Linked DNA regions of Mus musculus: all the other regions are linked to region 3. A link is a loop called in an ENCODE intact Hi-C map of the cell type or tissue named here. Cell type or tissue: heart. All regions are shown on one strand.

The links. Peaks named below come from ENCODE experiments on the same cell type or tissue, not always from the same donor. Only the 100,000 strongest peaks of a DNase experiment are listed, where the experiment ranks them.
Region 1: it touches region 3 in a loop (5-fold over the local background); 33 of 42 quality-filtered maps call a loop at or near these places.
Region 2: it touches region 3 in a loop (5-fold over the local background); 20 of 42 quality-filtered maps call a loop at or near these places.

The regions. Positions count from the first base shown.
Region 1 is chr7:25,130,268-25,138,267 of GRCm38, forward strand. Pou2f2 (POU domain, class 2, transcription factor 2) reads right to left here and starts at 2,193. Exons shown (of 15, transcript NM_001163554.1): 1 at 2,158-2,193. The coding sequence starts at 2,185. In heart, a CTCF peak has its summit at 3,007 (motif pointing right); DNase peaks (open chromatin) are centred at 2,234 and 3,034; H3K4me3 peaks cover 1,214 bases; H3K27ac peaks cover 416 bases; H3K27me3 peaks cover 7,169 bases.
Region 2 is chr7:25,101,151-25,109,150 of GRCm38, forward strand. The region is part of intron 5 of Pou2f2 (POU domain, class 2, transcription factor 2); the gene reads right to left. Among named protein-coding and RNA genes, the nearest start is that of Mir6537, 8.0 kb to the left of the region's middle. In heart, CTCF peaks have their summits at 797 (motif pointing left) and 4,831 (motif pointing right); a DNase peak (open chromatin) is centred at 4,821; H3K4me3 peaks cover 498 bases; H3K27ac peaks cover 1,255 bases.
Region 3 is chr7:25,183,081-25,191,080 of GRCm38, forward strand. No RefSeq gene overlaps it. Among named protein-coding and RNA genes, the nearest start is that of Mir7048, 31 kb to the right of the region's middle. In heart, no CTCF peak of the experiment used is centred here; a DNase peak (open chromatin) is centred at 4,791; H3K27me3 peaks cover 3,889 bases.

The sequences.
Region 1 (8,000 bases), 53 kb before region 3:
CAGGTTCAAGGCTTGGTCTACAACACCCTGGTTTTCCACCTGACAATTCTGCTGTCTATCCTATCCCCTAAGCAGCTATTCCTTAAGCCCATAGATGGAGGGGTTGGGGAAATGGCCAAACACCACGAGGGTCTGAGTTCAAGTCCCTAGATATCCATTTTCAAAAATGCAGGGATGTGAGTCTGTAACAGATAAGATGGCAAGACAAGAGGGGGAGTTGGCCAACCAACCAGCGTGTGTCAAGACAGAAGGCAAGGACTGACATCCTGAGGTTGACCTCTGACCTCCACACAGACTTGTCCACACTCACATTTGCATGTGCGCGCGCACACACACACACACACACACACACACACACAACCTATAGGGAGACACACACTCAGATGATGCCATAGGGTGGTGTATAAAAAAACCAACCCCATCCAGATACATGCATACACACATGCACTTACTCATATCCAGAGTGACACACACACATTCGCATATTCAAAGGCACAGGCAATCTGATATGCATACACCCGTGTCCAGAGTCAGTTCATTCTGAGAGGTAACCACGAAGACCTCTGAGACTCTCCAGGGTGGAGAGCCTGAGATCAGACGGTGAGTGATCTGCCCGAGGCCACACGATGTATTAATCACATCCTTACGATGGATTGATTCTTGCCAATGCTACACGGTGAAAACCCATAACAGTTCTCCTGGGTAGGACTTTTTCTTTTTTTTTTCACCCTACAGAAATCCCCAGTAAAAAGTCTAATGCTTTGTCCAGTGGCTACAAGTTCTCACTTGAAATGAGTCCATAGTGAAGCCGCTATATGTGTGCAGATGGCAGTCTGGACTTCATATGTACACTGAACAAGTAGATATGTGTACACCCACACGGCCACCTCAGTAAATAAATACCTGTCAATCCTCATCTTTCTACTGTCTACCACCATCATTTTTATATCCTAGCTCAGAGAACTCCTCCAGGAAGCCCTCCCTACTACCATGACAACAGAACTAGATAACTTCTGGACTCTATCATCTCTGCTCCACCCTCCACCCTCCAATCCCAGGTCTGATCACCACAGGATTGTCCTTTCCACTGAACTCGTGACTCCAGAAAAGCAGACCTGAAGCTGCCTAGCCCTGATATATCTTCAACACCAATATCCAACATAGAACGGCCCGGTAACCAGCGGTTGTTGAAGGGACTTGGCGATGCCCCCCACATACTGATGCATGTTGGACGGATGCACGCCAAGCCAACACTCACACCTACGGTCACCCAGGAGCTCGACGCACACTCGACCAAAGCTCCAGAAAAGCAGTCATGAAGTACTGATCCTTGGAATATCTCAGCACTGGTATTATCACCTTACACTTCCCAGTACTCTGCTGAGGTATGCTAAGTCTGCGCAGAGATGCATACCTTCTACGAAATGAGTCCCCAAGCGCAAATCACCTGATACGGTGCCTGCACCGTATCCAGCTCACCCAGGCAAGCATGTAGTAACTCAAAGACATAGAATGCATGCGCCACGGAGAAAGTCAGAGCAGGATAAGGAGACTGAGGGATATATAAGATTAGTGCCATTTTGCAGAATAAATGAAGTGGATCAAGAAGAAATCACTGCTACGGGCACACAGGAATGCCACGCACAGCAGCCCTCCCCCCTGCACACCCAGGAGAAATAGCAATAAGCACAGGACGCAGGACACCACACCCACACTCACACATATGCACACCTGCACCACACAAACGCAACTGCTTGGTCTTCCAAACCTGTTGCAGCCCTGTGTCTAAAGAATCGCCCACGCTGCCCAGCCCACCAGTTCCCCATATGAAGTCCAGCAAAAAACAAAACAAAACAAACAAACAAACAAACAAAAAACCACATGACCCTTCCTTTTTCCTGTTCCCTCAGTGGGGAGACAGACTGGAAGTATACCCCCCCACACACACACCCCATGCCTAATGCAAAACAGTATCAAAGAGGAGCTGAGGAGGGGGACTAGGTGAAGGAAGGAAAAGATGTTACTAAAGCACGGGGCCTCCCAAACAAGGGGGACAGCCGAAGAGGAGGTGCAGGAACCGTTGGCAGAGGTGGTCAGCAGAACGGCCCTAATATGCTATTTGTCCTCGCCACCCATGAGAAGGCATCAGCCTCTTACCTGGAGCCCCCATGCTGGAATGAACCATGCTGCCCGCCAGCCAGGGCTGGGGAACAACTGTGTCATCTCCCCGCCCTCTCTGGGGGCCAGCCCTCCCTGCCGGAAGTCACCCCGGGAGGAAACCACAGGGCCGGTCCGCCCCCTTCGGAAGGGAAAATACCCTGGCCCACAGGCCGACCCCAGCGGCCCAGGCGACCCCAGATCATGAGTGTATTTGAGTAGGGGCTTAGTCGGGTGGAAAGCGAGGACGCTGGAAGAACTGACTCTTGCTGGGGCCACACTAGGAGGTATCTATACAGTCCTTCTGCCCCCGCAGCACGGAGGGGTGGGGGCGAACACATCTGGAACAGGGCGTGTGGGGCTGTGAGAGAAGGTGAGGCTATACAATAACAATGGCAAACACAATTTGAGGTTTGTTCGAGGAGGGATCTCTCAGTGCCTAACCCTGCACCTCCCACGTAACAGGTGTCATAGTTTGACAGTATTTTGTGATTCGTCTTACAAACGACAAGACTGAAGATCAGAGAAGGGAGCAGTGGCTTTCTCAAGGATCCAGGGCCAAGATGCATCAAAGTAAAAAAAAAAAAAAAAAGGGGATGCTCAGGATGCTGTGGACAGACCAAGGCTTGCAACCTGTGCCACAGGTAAGGCATCCCGGGCCAATAGTGCCCATGAGCAGTGGCACAGTGGCAGTTAGGGCGAGGGGTGGAGGCCTAAGTCAGAGACAGCTAGAAGCCTGTCAGAGGGCAAACGCGTGCACCCGGGGCAGTGGAGCTGAGCTTGAGTCCTCAGGGTTCCTGTGGAGCGCTTTCAGCGAGCCGCTCCGCTCTCAGTCCTGCGGTTTTCCTGAAGCCCGCCAGAGGGCGGCAGCGTCCAGTCAATGGGCAGGAGGGCGGGGCCGGCTTCAGAGGAGGGAGCCCCGCCCTCCGCTCCATCCCGGCCCGCATCCTCCCCCGCCCCGCGCGCACACCTGCGAGGGTCACACAAAGGCGCAGGACTCGGGCGCACAGTAGCGCAGACAAAGGCAGGCGCGAGCCAACTGCCCTCTTCTCCCTCTCAGCTTCCTGGAGTCCGAGTTGCTGAGCTGCCTTGGCATCTCTTAAACAGTTCTCCTATCCACTAGGGCCATCCAGGACACTTTACACCCCAAGTGGAGGGTCCCCCAAACCACACGCGTGCACACATAGACGGCTGGATTCATCCTTCTACATACATGCATACACTGAAGTATTTCTTCTCAGACCAACCCTCCAGCATTTCACACGAATGCACACACAGAGATTCACTAGTGCACATCTCTACCATGGCCCCAATATCACCCCTCCCCGCAGACCAAGCTTCATCAGCTACATATGCTCTACTACTTCACCCAGACCCACAGGGCAGAGGGCACATCTACACATATGGCCAACGCAGGCCAGGTTACATGTGCCCACACTCCCATGTGCACAGCCATGAAGGACACAAAGAACTACATGGGTGCCCTCTGCCCCCAGCCCTGTGCAGGTGGACACCCCAAGACCTGGCAGATGGTCCTGACAGGAACGAACTCAGCTCTTAAGCTGCACACAGAGGGGACAGTTCCTGGGCATCTACACTCTATAATATCCCATTATCGGAAAGACCATTTCAGAGGGCATTTGCCGACCGCACAGCGGCTGGCGGCAGATTTTCTATACACGAGGGTCTTCCCAGCAGAAGTTGGGGGCAGTAAGGTAGCAGGTTTTTGTCTTGAAGCCTGATTTACCCAGTAAGCTCCATTTTCATTTAGGATTTATCTTTTGAGGGAGTGGTGGTACTTAGCACGATATGGAGGGATACAACCCAGACAAGGCCCCTCCCCCATAGTCTACCCTTTACCAATTCAACATCGTGCAGGCCAGAGACACATTCACCAGGCTGGGTCCCAGATGGTGATCTAGGAAAAGAAGGGACACCCATTTCCAGTGAGGCCCTCCTGGATCTTCAAGTGAGGCCAGAGTGGGAAGGCCTCGATGGTTCCCTAAGGATAAATTCTATTCCTATGGCCTTCCGTGCTGAAAGCTGTGTCTGAGTCTCTGGGCCTATGCAGGAGATGCTGAAGGAGGGGAGAAAGACAAAGGGGCAGAGTGTGGGGCACATGGCTTAGATGGTGAGGGGAACTGGCAGATTGGAATGGGATAGGTAGGGTGTGGAGAGCGGCTTCCCTGCCAAGGAAGGGGTCTGGACCCTCATAATGAGTAGGGTAGGTAGGGAATAGGCATTGGGGAGCAGTGGGGGCCACACTGAGGTGCAGGGAACCTGCGGGGAGGCAGCATAGAGGAGGCCAGGCTGGGCTCAAGGCTGAGCGGTAATTAAAGGAGACGCAGGGGGCTCCCCAGGGCCAGCGGGGCCGGTAACTGACACGCGGGCCCCATTGCTCCGCTCATATTTCTCGCCGGATCGATACGTTTGACTCCCGACAAGACAATAATCGCTTGTACGCGGCCGGCGAGTCGATCAAATACATTATTAGAGCGAGGTCCCCCGGGGGCCCGCTGGGGAGCCGTAGGGGGGAGCAGCCAGCCCACCGGGGACAGAAGAGTGAGATTCTTCACCCCTCAGGGCCCCCTGCCATGGCCTCTTCCTCCTGGCCACCCCTGGGGATCCTCTCCATGGCTCGGTTCCTCTCTCTCTCTCTCTCTCTCTCTCTCTCTCTCTCTCTCTCAGCTCCTTCTATCATTAACAATCTCATCACCTAGCCATGGCCTTATCCTTGGTCTGCGCAGGGACCCAAAAGATCTGTCCCCACAGGCGATGCTCTTATCAGTAGGACTGAGGCTAGCAGGTGTTCAGAGAGGCCCCTCAGACCCCTAGCCTGGTGGGAGATAATGAAATGGAGTCAGGCCAAGGAATTGGGAGTTGAGAGAGATGAACTTGGGCCTAAGAGTCAAGAGTAGCAATCTTCAATCCAGACTCCATTCCGGATGTAAACATGAGAGACTTCAGGAGAGCCCGGGTCAAGGGGCAGCCTCTGGGGCATTAAAGGACTTAGGGGCCTAAACAAACAGGAAAGCATATTGTTAGGGGTAGGTGGCAAACAAACTCACAGACACAGGGATATGGAGCTGCTCTCAGGACCCTAGGCTCTTTCCAGCCATACTCAACCTCAGCTCTGGGCTGTCTGTATCATGTGGCCATCTCTTGCCCACTCCCTTGGCATCTGGGCTCAAACCTAGCTCTTTTAATTGTAAAAATGTTTACTTTCTCTTATGTGTATGCGTGTTTTGTCTCCATGTCTGTCTATGCACCAAGTGTGTTCCTGGAGCCCACAGAGGTCAGAAGAGGGCACTGGAGTCCCTCGAATTGGAGTCACAGCCAGTTGTGAGCTGCCATGTGGGCGCTGGGAACTGAACCCAAGTCCTCTGCAAGAGCAGCCACTGCTCTTACCCACTGAGCCATCTTGCAGCCCCTTAGACATACCTCTTGTTTACACAGTTCTTCATCTCTTTGATGTGAGGCTCACTCAGGACTGCTTCCCCGATAGCCCCAAATCAATCATGTCATGGAGCTGGGCATGCTGTTCAGACAGAGCGCTTGCTAACATGGACAAACATCAGCAGTTCACAAAACTAGGCACAGTAGCACATACCTGTAACGCTGGCATTGGAGGGTGAAGACAGAAGGATCAGAGGCTCAGAGTCTACATAATAAGTTCAAGATTCGCCTGGGCAACATGTGACCCTATCTCCAAAAACAAGCTAACAGAAAAATCAAATTCTTTAAGGACTATCTACTGACTTAAGATTCAGCGGTGGTGGCAGCAGGAGCATTCCTGCCTGTTTTGGGCTATTTGAGCCAACGTGTTATTCCTAAATCTTTATGACCATCTGAGGATATGAGTTTGCTATCTCATTGTACTGAGGAATTAGGGCACAGAGAGGTAACATCAGCTGCTCTGAGTCACACAGCATGTGGCTAGTGGAGTGAGGATTCAAACCCAAGTCTCTCCTCTCTAGGGCTTGCTCTCTCCTGTGGGCTTCCTAGAGCTCCTGGGTTTTAGGGATTAGGAGTCAGCATTCACTCAACTGTGGGCCTCTTTGTTAAACTCTGAAATCTTTCCTGTTACCTGACAGCCAACAGGGTGTGATGCCCTCTGCCTTCTTGACCCTGGGATCCCCTCTGCTAAAGCCTACAGTTCTAAGAATCGGTCTCTTTTCTCTTCTTTCTGGTTGGGGGAGCAGGGTTTCACTCACTAAATGAGTTCACTGGCTTTGAATTCACAGAGATTCACCTGCCTCTGCCTCTGCCTCTGCCTCTGCCTCTGCCTCTGCCTCTCTGTCTCCCTCTGTCTCTCTGCCTCTCTGCCTCTCTGCCTCTCTCTCTGCCTCTCTGTCTCCCTCTGTCTCTCTGCCTCTCTGCCTCTCTGCCTCTCTCTCTGCCTCTCTGTCTCCCTCTGTCTCTCTGCCTCTCTGCCTCTCTGCCTCTCTGCCTTTCTGCCTCTCTCTGCCTCTCTGTCTCCCTCTGTCTCTCTGCCTCTCTGCCTCTCTGCCTTTCTGCCTCTCTCTCTGCCTCTGCCTCTGCCTCTGCCTCTGCCTCTCTGCCTCTCTCTGCCTCTCTGCCTCTGCCTCTGCCTCTCTGCCTCTCTCTCTCTGCCTCTCTGCCTCTGCCTCTCTGCCTCTCTCTCTCTGCCTCTCTGCCTCTGCCTCTCTGCCTCTCTCTCTCTGCCTCTCTGCCTCTCTCTGCCTCTCTGCCTCTCTCTGCCTCTCTGCCTCTCTCTCTCTGCCTCTCTGCCTCTGCCTCTCTGCCTCTCTCTCTCTCTCTGCCTCTCTGCCTCTCTCTGCCTCTCTGCCTCTCTCTCTGCCTCTCTGCCTCTGCCTCTCTGCCTCTCTCTCTCTCTCTGCCTCTCTGCCTCTCTCTGCCTCTCTGCCTCTCTCTCTCTGCCTCTCTGCCTCTGCCTCTCTGCCTCTCTCTCTCTGCCTCTCTGCCTCTCTGCCTCTCTCTGCCTCTCTGCCTCTCTCTCTCTGCCTCTCTGCCTCTCTGCCTCTCTCTTTGCCTCTCTGCCTCTCTCTGCCTCTCTGCCTCTGCCTCTCTGCCTCTGCCTCTGCCTCTCTGCCTCTCTGCCTCTCTGCCTCTCTGCCTCTCTCTCTGCCTCTCTGCCTCTGCCTCTCTGCCTCTCTCTCTCTGCCTCTCTGCCTCTCTGCCTCTCTGCCTCTCTGCCTCTGCCTCTCTGCCTCTCTGCCTCTGCCTCTGCGAGTACTGGGATTAATGGCATACACCACCATGCCCAGCTTGTCATCTGTCTCTTGATATCTGGCAGAGCACTAGGTTCCATCTGACCTCATCAGCTTCCATGGGTGATGGGGAGGGGGAGAGAGCAGTCCTCTGCCAAGTGTTTCCAAGTCCTCAGTGCTGGATGACTGTATTTCCAACACTTTTAGAGATGGAGGCAGTAGGACTTCAAATTCCAAGCCAGCCTGGGCGAGTGAGACCTTCCCTAGAAAGTCTTTATAAAGGGGCTAGAGAGATGGCTCGGTGGCTAAGAGCATCTGCTGCTCTTCTTGAGGGCTAGAATTCTATTCCCAGCACACACATCGTGTGACTCACAACCACCAAAAACAATAACTCCAAAGGACCCAACTCCTCTAGCTTCCGTGAACACCGGAACACACCCATAACACACACACACACAAACATAAAAATAATAAGGCTGGCACCTGCTTTTATTCCCAGAACTCAAGAGTCAGAGTCAGGCAGATATCTGTGAATTCAAGACCAAGCAGTGAGTTCCAGGACAGCTGGAGCAAAATAATGGAGAGAGCTTGTCTCAAAGACACCCCCCCACACACACACACAGGATAGAACGAACACTTGGAATAAACTGG
Region 2 (8,000 bases), 82 kb before region 3:
ATACTCATATATGTTAAATAAATAAATAAATGTTTAAAAAATCACTACTTTAAAAGCTATCTGGCAGCTCACAACCACTTATAACTCTAGGTCTGGAGAAGCTAACACGCTCTCCTGGCTTCCAAGGTGACTCACACAGTGTGGCACCCCCAGGCACACATGTATACATAATTTTAAAAAATTTTAAATTTGGTGTGTGTGTGTGTGTGTCTGAGAGAGAGAGAGAGAGAGAGAGAGAGAGAGAGAGAGAAAGAGTTTCTTTTTTGTAGCCTTGGCTATCCTAGAACTTGTGTTGAACACCACACTAGATTTGAACTCAGAGACTCACCTCCCTCTGCCTCCAGAATGCTGAGACTAAAGGTGGGTACCACCACCACCCAGCTAAAATCAATCAATCAATCAATCAATCAATCAACTAATCAATCAATCTTTAAAAAAAGAAAAGGCGGGCTGGAGAGATGGCTCAGTGGTTAAGAGCACCGACTGCTCTTCCAGAGGTCCTGAGTTCAAATCCCAGCAACCACATGGTGGCTCACAGCCATCCGTGATGAGATCTGATGTCCTCTTCTGGTGCATCTGAAGACAGCTACAGTGTACTTAGATATAATAATAAATAAACCTTTAAAAAAAGAAAAAAGGAAAGGCGGAGCTGGAGAGATGGCTCAGCGGTTAAGAGCACTGACTGCTCTTCCAGAGGTCCTGAGTTCAATTCCCGACAACCACATGGTGGCTCACAACCATCTGTAACGAGATCTGGCACCCTCTTCTGGAGTGTCTGAAGACAGCTACAGTGTACTTACATATGATAAATTAATAAAATCAAAGAAAGAAAGAAAGAAAGAAAGAAAGAAAGAAAGAAAGAAAGAAAGAAAAAAAGAAAGAAAGAGAAAGAAAAGGGCTGCAAGTGTTAGCTCAGTGGTAGAATATGTGCCTAGAATCCACCAGTGAGGGGCTGGGGGCGTAGCATAGTAGAGAACTTGCCTAATGTTCATGAGGCCGGTGATTTAGCTGCCTAGGTGTGCTGGCACAATGGCTCAGTGGGTAAAAGGGCTTGCTGCCTATCCTGACAATCTGAGTCTGACCCCCTAGACCATCTCTGACCTCCACACATATGCCTTGGCACAATGGTGCCCACCGTGGGACAGTGGACCATGCCAGGAAAGTTGGTAGGATAGAGTGGGTCTGAGACCCTGGTATCTAGGTACCCACCTGAGACGGTAAGTGCCTCCCTGTCCCCTATCTGACTCCTGGCCACACTCCCCACATCAGAGTTCTCCATGCTAATGAGATACCTAGAGGCCCTGAGGGTTTTCCTCTCTAGACACTCCTCCAGTATGGATAAATGTGGACTGTCTCTTTCATGGAGAACTAACTATCCTGGGGAGCATGGAGAAGGCCTTCATCTACAGAGCCACGGCCTAAGTCTCCTGTAGAAGGCCTCTCTGAGCTTCCAAACAACAGTCGCTAAGCTAAGGACTTTCACTGATGAAGTTCCCCACTTGTCATCCTTGTCTTCAGCCAGAGGGTCCCCAGCATTCCAGGCCTCATCTCCGACCTGTGGCCTGTGGACCCCCAATCCTTCATTCCTGACTACGATGTGTGACACCACAATGGCCGGAAGTCAGGGGACCCCAGCTTTGGTCTGCCACATCTTAGACCACGTTCTCCCACCCCCTGAACCATGTCTTGTGCTTTCCCCAGCGACTCTTCCATACCCCAACCACCAGGGCAGTGCAGAACACAGACCCACAACCCACTACACACATGGAAGGCAAATGTTTGTTTTAAAGGGGAACAAATTTTGATATAGATACAAATAGAGCAGAGATGATGTAAACAGGCTCAGGAAAGAAGGTGTCTACAAGCCAACAGGAGAGGACTGGAGGCCGTGCCCACACCTCCTGCCACACTCCCGGCTTCCAGAACGGTCTGCGGTTTAAGTCACCAGACGGTGGCTCTTTGTTACAGCAGCGCGAGCAAACTAATTCAAGCTGGGCATGCACCTGCCTTCCTTATCACCCAACAGTTCCATTCCTGGGTGTGAAGCCACCAGATGTGTGCACGTGTGCCGTCCTTCCCACGAAGGGCCTCTGCTCCAGCTCAAGTGCACACCAGCTCTGGATCAGAGAAATAACCCGAGTCCCTGGAATCAGCAATAACGCAAACTTCCCCATGTGGTCATGACCTCCTGTGGGATCCTGCTTGCATTTCTATTTGCATGTCCCGATCTCTGAAGGCTTCCGAGTGCCACCAGCATGGGAGTGCACTGTTATTGGGAACCTGATCTGTGTGCCACCAGCATGGGAGTGCACTGTTATTGGGAACCTGATCTGTGTGCTTGTGTTTGGCATGCTGTTCATAATTTGACAAAGGATACCACATCCTTCGGGACTGAATCTACTCTACTGTTCCCCAGATACCCTAAGCCCTATAAAACTCCCCACGCCCCTGTCCCTCCAGCTGTGGATCAGCTGAGAAGCAGCGAAACTTAAATGTCCATGATAGTGGCGCCATCTAAGGTTCAGAACTCAATTCTATAGTTCATATTCCCTACACACACACACTCTCTCTCTCTGCCTCTCTCATTTTCTCTACCATTCTCTGTCTCTTTCCCTTCCTCTCCTCCCTCCCTCTCCGTCCTCCTTCCCTTCCTATCTCCTTCCCTCCCTACCCCTCCCCTCCCCTCCCAGTAGCTCTGCCTGGCTTGATACTCATTGCCTTAGGCAGGATAGCCTTTCGAGCCCATTGGTCTTCCTTGCCTCCTCCTCCCAAGTGCTAGCATCCCAGGTAAGTACCACCCGGCTGATGTCTTTCTTCCAAAGGCTCTCCAAGTGGTGCACCCTTCAGGGCCCACAAAGGGTCACCCGTCCTGTCTCTACCGCCCTCCTTACAGGGCGGTGCACTTGCTAATGCCTATCCTTCCTCTGCTAGGCTGAGCCTCTAGCAGGCAGAGGCATGTCTTAGTAAAACAAAATAAACAACTGTAGCCATACCCCAGTCTGGCTACACAGACTGGGACTTGGGAGCCAACTTTGATCCCTGCCTTCCTCTCCCCTTCCCGTGCAGCCCATCCACCCCCCCCCCCCCATTGCTTTTTCTTCCCCTTTCCACTGTCACCATCCTGGTCCAAGTCACAGCACATCTACTCCCAGGCACCCAGAGAGGGTCTGATAGCAACAGACTTCTGAGGTTCTTTTTCTCCTGAGTCAGTGTCTCATGTAGCTGACTACATGAATCTCGAGCTGGCTCGAGATTCCCCGTGTAGCTGAGGCTGACCATGACCTGCCATCCTCCTGCTGCAGATGTCTGGGTGTGGGTTGGGTGTGTGCACATGCATATGTATGTGTGTGGCTGTAAGTGTGTACACATGGAGGCCTGAAGAAGGAGTCAGACTCCTCATAGGCAGAGTCACGGGTGCTTGTGGGTTGTCACCTGAGTGCTGGGATGTGACCTCGCGCCTCGGCAGGGAGCATCTTTATGTGCTGAGCCACCCCATGGCCCAACTGTTATTAGTATATATTAATTATATATGACACTGGGCTTCTGATATTTCCATACTGCACCTATGTATTTCAGCCATATTTGCCTTGTTACCCTCTCCTGCCCGCCCCCAACTCCCACAGATCCAGTCCACTCATTTTCATGTCCTTTTGGATGCATGTGACTTGATGCAAACTTTAAATTTTTTTTTTTTTTAGTTTCCACAAAAGGTTTTGGTAAGATGCAAAAAAGCATCATGATGAAAAAAATGTTTTTGCTTGTTTGCTCTCTCTCTCTCTTCCTCTCTCTTTCTTTCAAGATTTATTTATTTAAGACAAGTACACTGTCATTGTCTTCAGACACACCAGAAAGGGGTATCGGATTCTATAATAGATGGTTATGAGCCACTATGTGGGTGCTGGGAATTGAACTCAGGACCTCTGGAAGAGCAGCCAGTGCTCTTAACTGCTGAGCCATCTTTAAAGACAAGGTTTCTCTGTGCAGTCCCGACCATCCTAGAACTCACTCTGCAAACCAGGCTAACCTCAAACTCAGAAATCCCTGTCTCTGCCTCCCAAGTGCTAGGATTAAAGAAGTGTGCCACCATTGCCTGGCAATACGCGCTCGCCCAAAGATTTATTATTATACATAAGTACACTGTAGCTGTCTTCAGACACTCCAGAAGAGGGCGTCAGATCTCATTACGGATGGTTGTGAGCCACCATGTGGTTGCTGGGATTTGAACTTCGGACCTTCGGAAGAGCAGTCAGTGCTCTTAACCACTGAGCCATCTCACCAGTCCTACTGTGAACTTTAAACCATCTGGCCTGCACTGTCTTTTGTCCCCATGTGGGATAGCATCCAAGCACTTGGCTGCAGCCTGGCTCGGCCGGGCCTTTCCTCTCCTTGAGACTTTCCTGCCCTCTGATCCCTGTCCGGCCACACAGCCCCTCCTTGTCACTCAAGCCAGAAATGAACCTCCAGTGCTTGTCACTCAGCCCAGGCCTTTGCTATTTATGCTAAGACCCACCCCCTTCCACTTCATTCACGTTTCCATCAGTGCTCTTCCTCAGGCGGCCACCTGCTCCCCTATCTCCCTTCCCTGTCACGAAGCCATTCTTCACATCACATTCTCCTCTGCTCTTCTGGAACTGCTTCCTGTCTTTCTCTCAGCTACGACAGACACACAAAACCGTCTACTTTATCCTCGCCAAGAAAGGTGCCCGCACATATCCAACCCTACCCTAATTTGCTGAGTGAAGGAATAAAAATCGTTAGAGATTTTAGCGTGGAGGGAGTAGACCCGGCACAGGGCTTGGCCAGTAGGAGGCCCCATCGGTCTACAATCCAGAGGCCGCTTGGCTCTCTTTAGCCACTTGGGGGCGCGCTACTCAAGCCTCAAATGGTGAAGTTGAGTGAGCTGACAGCTGCTGGAAGAGACCCTGGACAGCCTATTTTATAAATCAATTTTTTTGTCTCTAACCAGCTGGGAGGGTTAGCATACCCTACTGAAGCTGAGAAGGGAAGAGACCAGCTCTTTTCTACGATTCAGTTTATTATGTAGCCCAGGCTGGCTGGGAACACACTATATAGCCCAGGCTGGCCTCAAACTTGTTATAATCTTTCCTGCCTCTGCCTTCTCAATGCTGGGATTATAGGTGGGCATTACCATCACCACACCCAGCCTGGGAAGGAGCCAGTTCTTGCTTCCAGTGCATACACTACCCAACAGGTTACAGGGCAGTCTGACTATGCTTTGCTAAAGACAGACTGGGAAGCCGGGCATGGTGGCGCACGCCTTTAATCCCAGCACTCGGGAGGCAGAGGCAGGCAGATTTCTGAGTTCGAGGCCAGCCTGGTCTACAGAGTGAGTTCCAGGGCTACACAGAGAAACCCTGTCTTGAAAAAGGCAAAACAAAACAAAACAAACAAACAAACAAAAAAGGACTGGTGAGATGGCTCAGTGGGTAAGAGCACTGACTGCTCTTCCAAAGGTCCTGAGTTCAATTCCCAACAACCACATGGTGGCTCAAAACCATCTGTAATGAGATCTGACGCCCTCTTCTGGAGTGTCTGAAGACAGCTACAGTGTACTTACATATAATAAATAAATAAATCTTTAAAAAAAAAAGACAGACGGGGACAGAGAGACAGACACACAGCTAATGCGCTACACGGGTGAAGGCATGGCAGTGTAAGCGATCACTTTCTCATTGGGCCTCAGTCCCCACTGGGGGTGAAGGTGGGGGTGGGGTAGAAAGCTATGTGAGTGAATGGGAAGAGGTCAGAGCCCCGGAGCTGGCCAGCTGCGACAATGGCCCAGGTGCTGCGCCTCACCCCAGTGCACAGAGAGGAGGCCCTCACCCCACCATGCCTCCCGCCCCTGAAAAGCCCCACCACCATGACTGGAGGGTGTTGGCAGATGGTGACCAGGTCTGGATACACCCTTGACTCAAGAATAGGCCGGAGAGCGGTGGGGGGGGGGGGGGGAAGAGTCGAACTGTGGGAAAGGAGAGAACAGGAGCTGTCACTGCGTTCTGCGCGTGGGGGATGGGCAGCAGGGTGACACTGTCAGTGGGTACAGTTTCGGTTAGATAGGAAGGAAAAGTTCTGTTGTTCTGGCACAGCAGGGAAGTAGCTGTAGTTAATGACATATTGCATATTTCCAAACAGCTAAAAAGAGCGGGGTGTGGTATGTGGGGTATGCCTGCAGTCTCAGCACCTCAGAGGCAGAGGCAGGAAGTTGAGGCGTTCAAGGTCAGCTCGGGCTGCATAGAGACTTCCAGCCCAGAATGGGTTACAAGAGACTCTGTCTGAAAACCACCACAACAACTATTATAATTATTATTATTGTCAGTGCTAGGGATTGAACCCAGGACCTCAGGCATGCCAGGCAAGCTGCACCTCAGAACCCGCTTGCCCCCTCCCCCCAGAGACCTTAAATGTTTCTACCATACAGAGATGATAAATATTTGTGGTGACAAGTATGTTAAATAGCCTGACTTTGGAGTCACGATTATTGAATCATTCTTGCCTCTGGGTGCCAGCTTTCTTATCTGGGAAATGAGAGAAAACTGGGTAATTCTTCCCCGGGTTTCACTGGGGCCGGAGTGATGTCATTATTCAGAGAGCGCTTTAGAAATCTGAACGCATTACTTACACACAGGCGCAAGCCGCCACTGTCCCCTCACGCATCCTACCCCATCGTGAGCTGTTAACGGTGCGAACCTCATCTGCCTTTCAAATCTGTCCTCTTAACCAGGAACAAGGTCCAGTTCCCACCCAGGCTCTGTGGAGTGTTAGCCAGAGATACCGGCCTGCCTGCGTGACGGCCCCAACTTGAGTAATTAAGAGACTCCTCAGGCTAGCTATGGAGGTACACACCTTTAATCCCAGCACTCAGGGAGGGGGCTTATGGATCTCATTGAGTTAGAGGTCAGCCAGGGCTTCATGGTGAGACCCTGGTGGTGGTGGTGGTGGTAAATTCAAGACCCAACAGGTCCAATGAAACACTTGCTTCTTTTCTAATTTGGAAAACCAACCAGGTACAGAAGCCAAAATCAGTTCTTGGCCAATGCAATCCATGTTCCTACACCACACCCTTCCTGTGCAAGCCAGCCTCCCCTCCCACCTGTGTGCCCACTTCCAATGGCTCTCGATTCTACATCCAGATCTATAGCCCCTCTTCCCATCAGCCAACACAAGGAGCCATAAGGGGTCAATCAAATCACGCCACTCCCCTGTTGAACGCCTCTCAGGAGACTTGGCACCTGGTTTAATTGCCGGCCTGCCTGCCCCGCATGTGACAAACCCTAGTTGTGGATTTCAGGCTACCCCATCCGGCCGTGTAGCCAAGGGTGGTCTTGAACCCTCTGATCCTTTTGAACACTGCCTCCTGCCTCTACCTTGTGAGTTCTGGGATTACAGGCATATGCCAGCACCAGAGGTTTATGCAGTGCTGTAGATGGAACCCAGGAACTCCTGTAAGCACCCTTACCAAGTGGCCATGCCTCCAGCTAAAACAATTGTGCTTTGGTCTTTTGAGTTAGGGTCTCACACTGTAGCCCAGATGAACTCAAACTCAGGGCAGTCCTTCTGCCTCAGCCTCCTGAGTGCTGGAGTTATAAGTATGTGCTACCAGCCCTGGCTTTAGAAAAATTTCTAAATTATAGACTAAATTCTCTCTCAATCCTCTCCCTTATGCCTGCCTCCCCACATACTTATCTTTGTACACTCGTGCATGCATGCGCATGCCTGTATACATGTGTATATATGAATGTAGGGACAGGATGGCAGTCACTCTTCACTTCATGTTTTAAGACAGGGTCTCTCATTGAACCAGAAGGCCAACAAGTCAGCTAGGCTGGTGGGCCAGCAAGCCCCAAGTGTCCTGTTGTCACAGAGCTAGGATCGCAGGTAAGAAAGAACTGTTGAGCCCACAATTTTTACAAGGATGCTAGGGATCTACCTGAGTCTTCACCATGCTTTGTCAGCATACTTTATACACCAAGCTATGTCCC
Region 3 (8,000 bases):
TAAGGACCGAAGAGATGTCGAGAGACACATGCTATGCACTATTCGCTTTCTGGACAGTGTGTATTTATTGTACATAATCTCTTTGGGAGAGTGTTAGTGTCTAAAAATCGTTGAGTGTGTGTGTTTGTTTATCTGTAGGTACATAGGTATGTGAGGGTACGTGTGCATATGTGCACATGGAGGACAGAGGTCAGTTTCCTGTGTCTTTTGAGAGCTGTTCATCTGTGACAATGTCTCTCCTTGTCCTGAAGGTCCCCAGTTAAGCCAGGCTGGATGGTGGCTGAGTCCCAGGGATGCAGCATCTCCCTGATGCTGGGGTTACAATATGCCACACTCCTCAGCACCGGGCTTTTCCACCGAGGTTGGAGGATCATATCTGGAATCCTGTGCTTGCAAGTCTAGCATTTTATCAACCCAGCCATCTTAGCCCGTGAGGTTTTTGTTTTAAGAATTTTTTAAAAATTTATCTTTATGTGTATTGGTATTTTGCCTTAATGTATGTCTGTGTGAGGGTGTCAGATCTGGGGGTTACAGACAGTTGTGAGCTGCCATGTGTGTGCTGGGATTTGAACCCCAGGCCTCTGGAAGAGCAGTTATTGCCCTTAACCACTGAGCCATCTCTCCAGACCTTTGTTGTTGTTTTTCAAGACAGGGTTTCTCTGTGTAGCCCTGGCTGTCTTGGAACTCAGTCTGTAGTCCAGGATGGCCTTGAACTCAGAGAACTGCCTGCCTCTTCGGCCCGAACACTGGGATTAAAGGCATGCACCACCAGGACCCTGAATGATTTGTTATTATTTAGGTGTGTGTGTGTATGTGTGTGTGTGTGCACATGTGTGCATGTGCACATGCACATGTGATGTGAAAGCCCTTGGAGGCCATAAGAAGACCTTGGATCCCCATGAGCTAGAGTTATAGACAGCTGTGAGTTGTCTGATATGGGTTCACACAGTAGTGCAGCCTTAAAGTAGTAGACTAGCCTTAAATTCGCCTCAACCCTCTTGCCCCAATCCCCCGAGTGCTGGGATTACAGGCGCAGGCCACATGTGTGGCTTAGTATGTCCATTGGTGTTTGGCCTGCATATACGTCTGTGTGAGGGCACTGGATTCCCTGGAACTTGAGTCACAGACATTATGAACTGCCATGTGGTTTCTGGGAATTGAACCTATGTCCTCTGGAAAAGCAGCCAGTGCTCTTGTCTGCTGAGTCATGTCCCTAGGGTCCAATATCTCTTGATTATCTAGAATGTTCACATTAAGCAGTGTTCCTCAGCTACAACAGAAGATTGCACAGGAGAGTCAAGCAAGCGCTGGATACCACTCATCCTCAATGACTTCTAGGAGTCTCCTTGCCCTGAGTTATGATCCCAGAACACACAAGGATGTACGAGGCATGCTGGCCACGACAGACACAGGAAATGAGGGTGCCCCATGCTTCTGAGAAAGCCCCATTTCCAGAAGTATCATATGCTCAAAGGGCCACACATGTGCCTGAGTGAGCATACTCTCTGGACACTCCTTACTCTGTATGTTCATATTTCAGGAGCACATGGAAAAATAGCAGTATCCTAGGCAGCTGAGCTGACTCAGCAGGCAAAGGAGATCGCTGTAAAAGTTGGGTGATCTGAATTTGGTTCCCAGAAGCAACCCACAGAAGTCATCCTCCGGGGGTGAAGAGATGGCTCCGTGGCACTGGCTGTTCTTCCAGAGACCTTGGGTTCTATTCTCAGCTTCCACATGGTGGCTCATGACCATTTGTAACTCCAGTCCCAGGGGATCCAGTGCCCTCCTCTTGCCTCCTCAAGCACTAGGCACACACATGGTGCACAGACGTACATGCGGGCAAATCATTTAAACACATAAAATAAAATAAAAAGTTGTCCTCTAGAATATAATGTGCAATATTCTGCAAGCTATGTTCTTTTCTTTTCAGGCTTGTGTGTGTGTGTGAGTGTGTGTGTGAGAGAGAGAGAGTGTGTGTGTGTGTGAGAGAGAGAGAGAGAGAGAGAAAGAGAGAGGGGACAACTTTCAGGACACAGCTCTCTTTTCCAACAAGTAGATGCCAGGAATTGAACTCAGGCTGTCAGACTTGGCAGCAAGCACCTTTACCTGGTGAACCATTCTGGCAGCCTTTCTTTCCTTTCTTCTTCCCGCCCTTCCTTTCTATTTTTACACACACTCTGCCTCTCCAAATGTGTGTGTGTGGGGTGTGTGTGTGTGTGAGTGTGTATGTGTGTGTGAGTGTTGGGGTGTGTGTGTGTGTGTGTTTGAGTGTGTGTGTGTGTGTGTGTGTGTGTGTGTGTGTGTGTGTATGTTTGTACCTTAAGGGTGGGTATGCATGTTTAACTACCTAAGGTTCCAGGCCAGCCTGTTCTACAGTGTTCTGTCCAAGAGAACAAGCCAGATGCAGTGGCACACAGCTGTAATTCCAGCACTTGTAAATCAGAGACAAGGTTGCCGTGAATTTGAGGACAGCCTGGGCTACATATCAAGTCCCTATCACAAACAAGCAAGCAAGCAAACAAACAAAGCAAAAACCTGAGGGTAGCTGTGTGTAGGATTGCATACTGTCAAGCTATGTTCATACGTTTTCTAGGCACTAGCACTATGGTCAACTGCTGCAGAAGGCCAGAGTGGAGGGACAGGACCCAGAGCAATGGGACGCTGAGAGTCCCAGGCTCGTGGAAACGTTTTGGATCACAACTGTGGTGGTTACACTGCTCTCTCTCTCTCTCTCTCTCTCTCTCTCTCTCTCTCTCTCTCTCTCTGTGTGTGTGTGTGTGTGTGTGTGTGTGTGTGTGTGTGTGTGTGTACATCATACTATACCTATCTCAAACAAATTAAAATCAGTGAGTTAGGGTCTTCTGTGGCATTGCATACCCCCAGCACTGGGAAGGCAGAGGCAGACTGCTCGACGTGAGTTCAAGGCCAGGCTATGAGTTTCCATCCCTCTACTCCACTCTCTATCTTTCTCTCTCCATACATTAAATAATTCTTTCTGTCTATGTGTTACATGTATTAAGTAATTTTTTTTTAATTGGAGAGTTTGGGGCTAGTGAGAAGGCTCGGTGGGTAAAGATACTGACAGCCTGAGTGTGAGTCTCAGGATTTGCATGGTGGCAGGAGAGAACCCATACCTGCACACTGTCCCCCAATATCCTCAGGCATGCCATGCATTTGTAGACCCCATAAGTTAAAAACAAAAAAAAGCATTAATTTTAAACTTGGTGACATTGGGTGCATAAAAACCATACTGTGTGCTGGAGGCTTCTGGAAAGAGATGACGCCTGAGATAAGACATGATCAAGAGGGAGAAAGATGAGGAGTGTTCCCCAGTCAACAAGAACACTTGCCAGACATGGTGGAGGGCACCGCAATCCCAGCACTTGGTGGGCAGAGGCAGGAGGTTCAGGCCTATGATCCAAGCTGCTTAGGAAGTTAAAGCAGAAGGATCATAAATTAGTCCAGGAAATAAAATAAAATGTGGGGAAATGGCTGAAGGGAAATGCTGCAAAAAGTGCATTGCCTTTGCAGAGGATCTGAGTTCGATCCCCAGCACCCACCCCAAGCAGGTCACAACTCCATGGAATTCTAGCTCCAGGGGGTCCAACAGCTCCTCTGGTCTCCAGTTACCCCCACATATTGTGTACATATAACAACACACAAACACATAGTTGGAAATAATAATGCAATGATAAATGGGAGAAAACAAGATTCAAGGAAACAAATAAATAAAGTAAATCCCACAGGGGAAGCGCTTGGTTTGCATTCACAGGGCCCTGAGCTTTCTCTGTGCACTAGAAGGGGGACGCTAAAAAGAGAGAGGCTGTCTTAAAATATCCTTGACCACCTTGACCACGTAGTAAGTTCAAGGCCAGTTCGGGCTATGTGAGATGGTATCAAAGAAAATTCAGGAAGGAGGGGCTGGAGAGTCAGCTCATCAGCTAAGAGCTCTGGCTCTTCCAGAAGACCCAGGTTTGATTCCCAGCCCCCCATGTGGTGGCTCAAAACCATCTGTAACTCCAGTTCCAGGGGATCTGGCAACCTCTTCTGGTCTCTGCAGGCACCAGGCCAAATGTGATACACACATATGCAGGCAAAACACCCATACACATAGAATTTTGTAAACATTTAATTAAAAAAAAAAAAAGACAGGAAGGAAAACAAAACAAACAAATTGGGTGTGGGACTTGCCTACAATCCCTGGGAGGCTGAGGCAGGGGGATGGAACATATGAGGTTTTCCTGGGCTACATAGACAGACCTTGTACTGATAATATTAATATTGATTAATAGTAACTATTAATTAATATTTATGTAGAAAGATGTGGTGGTGTAACCTTTTAATTGGAGAAGCAGAGACAGTTGGATCTCTGTGAGTTCAAGGCCAGCCTGGTCTACATAGAGAGTTCCAAGACCAGCCAAAGCTACACAGTGAGAACGTTTCAAAACAAACAAACAAACAAACAAACAAGCAACAAACAACTCCTTCCCCCTCCCCAATTTAAACAAACCAAGAGACAGTGAAGACACAACCCCAGGGCTACTGAGACATGGTGTCAAATAAGCTATCTACATCCCCAATGGTCCATGGGGATTCTCTAAGACAGGAATGGGAACTGTCCGAAAAGAGTCCCCTGCCATCTTTCAGCTCCCTTCACTTGGGAAAGCTATCCAACTACCAAGTAGCCTCAACTGCGTCGGAGCTCCCTAAGTCTCTGACCACATCAGCCAGGCTTGCTGATCACAGTCAACGCTCTGGAGTCCATGTGGCTGCTGCCCCCTGGTGGCCAGAGTGATGCATTACCAACAACTCCGTGGCCAAGCCCAGCCTGACCCTTCAGGAGCCCAGGCCAGACCACTCCCATCACGCGCCTTCTCAGGCTCCAGGCCAGCCCACATCTTAAATCCAACATGAGCTTTTCAACCCTACCTGGCTTCCCTTCTTTGCAGCATACAACCGCAATCATATTCAAAAGTACGCTCTCAGCAGCCAAGAAGGCCTGATTTCTCAGTTCCGTGCAAGCTTGAATCATCCCGTCCCCACCCCCCACCCCACATCTGCTATCTCCACGGCGGCAATCCTAAATTTGTCTACAGTTTAGCACTCCCTCCCAAAGCCCCTCTTGAAAGCAATTCCAAATTAACATCTCAAATCGGTGCATGCAGCACACCCAGACACGGGTTCCTGCCCCCTCCACCCCCCTAGTCAAGTTAATTCAGATAAACGACCCCCATCCTTGACCTGTTTCTCCTCCTCACATCCAGTCAGGCTCAAAGTTCCAGCCAATTCCCCAACCGCCTTCCTTAATAGTAAAATGAACTTTAGCTGTGTGAGTCGACACGTGCCTGTACTCTACCACTGAGAAGGCAGAAATGAGTAGGTGGAGATTCAAGGCCAGCCTGAGCTACATAGTGAGACCCTGGGGCATGGTGGCTCAGGCCTGTAATCCCAGCTTCCTTGAAGGCTGAGGCAAGGAGACCGGAAGTTCAAAGCCTGTCTAGGCACTTTAATGAGAGCATCTCAAACACAGAGGTGGGAGTGGACATGGCCCTCACCGTTAGTTCCAGCACTCAGGAAACAGAGACAGGCAGAGCTTTATGAGTTCAAGGATAGCCTGATGATCTACTTAGCCTGTTCCAGGCCAGCCAAAGCAACACGGTGAGACCCTGTCTCAAAACAAAACAAAACAAAACAAAACAAAACAAAACAAAACAAAACAAGACAACAAAAAGGAAAGGGAGGGTCGGGCAGGTGTGAACATCTTCACACCTTCGGGGGACGTGGGAAGATAATTTCTTTTTCAAAAGGTTTGTCTATTTTATATTTTATATTCATTATTATTCTTTATTTATTGGGCGGCAAGAGTATGGTAGTCAGAGAACAACTTGGGAGAGCCCACCTCTGCTTCTTTTTGTCAAGGATTCACAATCCAGTAAGAGAGAGAAATGCATACAGAAATCCCAACCACAGAGTTGGCAAGATGTCAGAGCAAATAAGGGAGCTTGCCTCCCACCCCACCCCCACACACACACCATGGCCTGATCAATTCCCAGGACCCTCGTGAAATCATATGTAACTTGTTTTTTCTTCAATCACAACAGTAGAGTCCCCTGGCATGCAAAACTAACCTGGAGAATTTCCTTGAGGTCTTTTGGTTTGGATTCAGTTGGGTTTTTTTCAAGACAGAGTTTCTTTGTGTAGCCCTGGCTGTCCTGAAACCAGCTCTGCAGACCAAGCTGGTCTCAAACTCCCGCCTGCCTCTGCCTCCTGAGTGTTGGGATTAAAGGCGTGCGCCACCCCCAACCCAGCAGGTTTTCCTGCTGAGTTTTAAAAGGGAAAAGTCTTCTAACAACAAGGAGAAAGGCATTAAAATTAGAGAGAACGCCATGACCGGCGTTCATGTGAGGATTAGTTGTTTGTCTCCCTGTGGAAGGGGTTATTGAAGAGTCAACAGTAAGAGAAAGATGCTGAAGAGACTGCCTGGGGCTCAAACATTAAATATCATTGGAAAGTAGAAGAGAGGAGTCACTGAGGTTTGGTCTTGTATTTTTTTTTTTAAGATTTTATTTATTTATTTATTTACTTACTTACTTACTTAATATATATGAGTACACTGTAGCTCTCTTTAGACACACCGGAAGAGGGCATCGGATCCCATTACAGATGGTTGTGAGCCACCATGTGATTGCTGGGAATTGAACTCAGGACCTCTAGAAGAGCAGTCAGTGCTCTTAATTGCTGAGCTATCTCTCGAGCCCCGGTTTTATTATTATTACTTTTAAAATATGGTATCTGTGATTGAGTCTAAAAACCCACACATTCTGGGCTGGGGGCTCTACCACTGAGCTATGCTCCCCCCCCCCCAGCCCTCTTTTTACATATTTTAAGACAGTCTCACTGAATTTCCAAGGCTGGTCTTGAACTCACTCTGTAGGGCAGGCAGTCCTTGAACTTGCAATCTTCCTGTGTTAACTTGTCAGGGAGCTTGGACAACAGGCCTGTACCAGCCTGGAACCCTGTAGGACCTAGTCCAGGAAATGTAATTTTTTTTGGAGAAGATATATTTGAAGGGACAAAAGTAGAAGCAAGAAAGATCAGTTTGAGCTGGGCAGTGGTGGCATATGCCTTTAATCCTGGCACTTGGGAGGCAGAGGCAGGCAGATTTCTGAGTTCAAGGCCAGCCTGGTCTACAGAGTGAGTTCCAGGACAGCCAGGGCTACACAGAAAACCCTGTCTTAAAAAAAAACAAAACAAAAATCAGTTTGCTCTTGCAACCGCCATCACCAGTGTCAACCACAGCAGAAAACACAAATATATACAATATATACACATTACAATTCACAACAGTAGCAACATTAGAGTTATAAAGTATCAATGAAATAATTGGGGGGGGGGCTTCACAACAGCATGAGGAACTGTATGAGGGTCCCTGCATGAGGAAAGTTGAGAACCACTTCCCTGTCTCAAGAAACAATAAGAAGCATAAAGTTAATAGGTGAAATCCTGGAAGTTGATGATGCTTTTCAAGAAGAAAATATGTAGAACATGGGCCTGAAGAGATGGCTCAGGGTTAAAAGCGCTTGCTACATCCACATGGTGGTTTACAACTATCTATGCGAAGTTCAAGGGGACCCAACACCCTCTTCTGGCCTCCACAGACACCAGGCATGCACATAAGGCACACGCATGCATATGCAGGCAAACTACTCACACGCACAATAAATACACAAATCTGAAAAGAGAACTAGGGCAGGCTGAGGATGTGCTTCTGTCGGCGGGGAGCTTGCCCAGCTTGCACAACGCCCTCCCGGGGTTTGATCTCCCCATAAACAGGGCATGGTAGCACACGCGGGTCATCTCAGCACTTGGGAGGTGGAGGCGGTAGAGTCAGAAGTTCAAGGTCATCCTCAACTACACAGGAGGACCTAGGCCAACCTGGGAGACATCAGTCCCTGGTGCGGAGAGGGGAGGAAGGAGGAGAGAGGGAGACAGGCTGATTA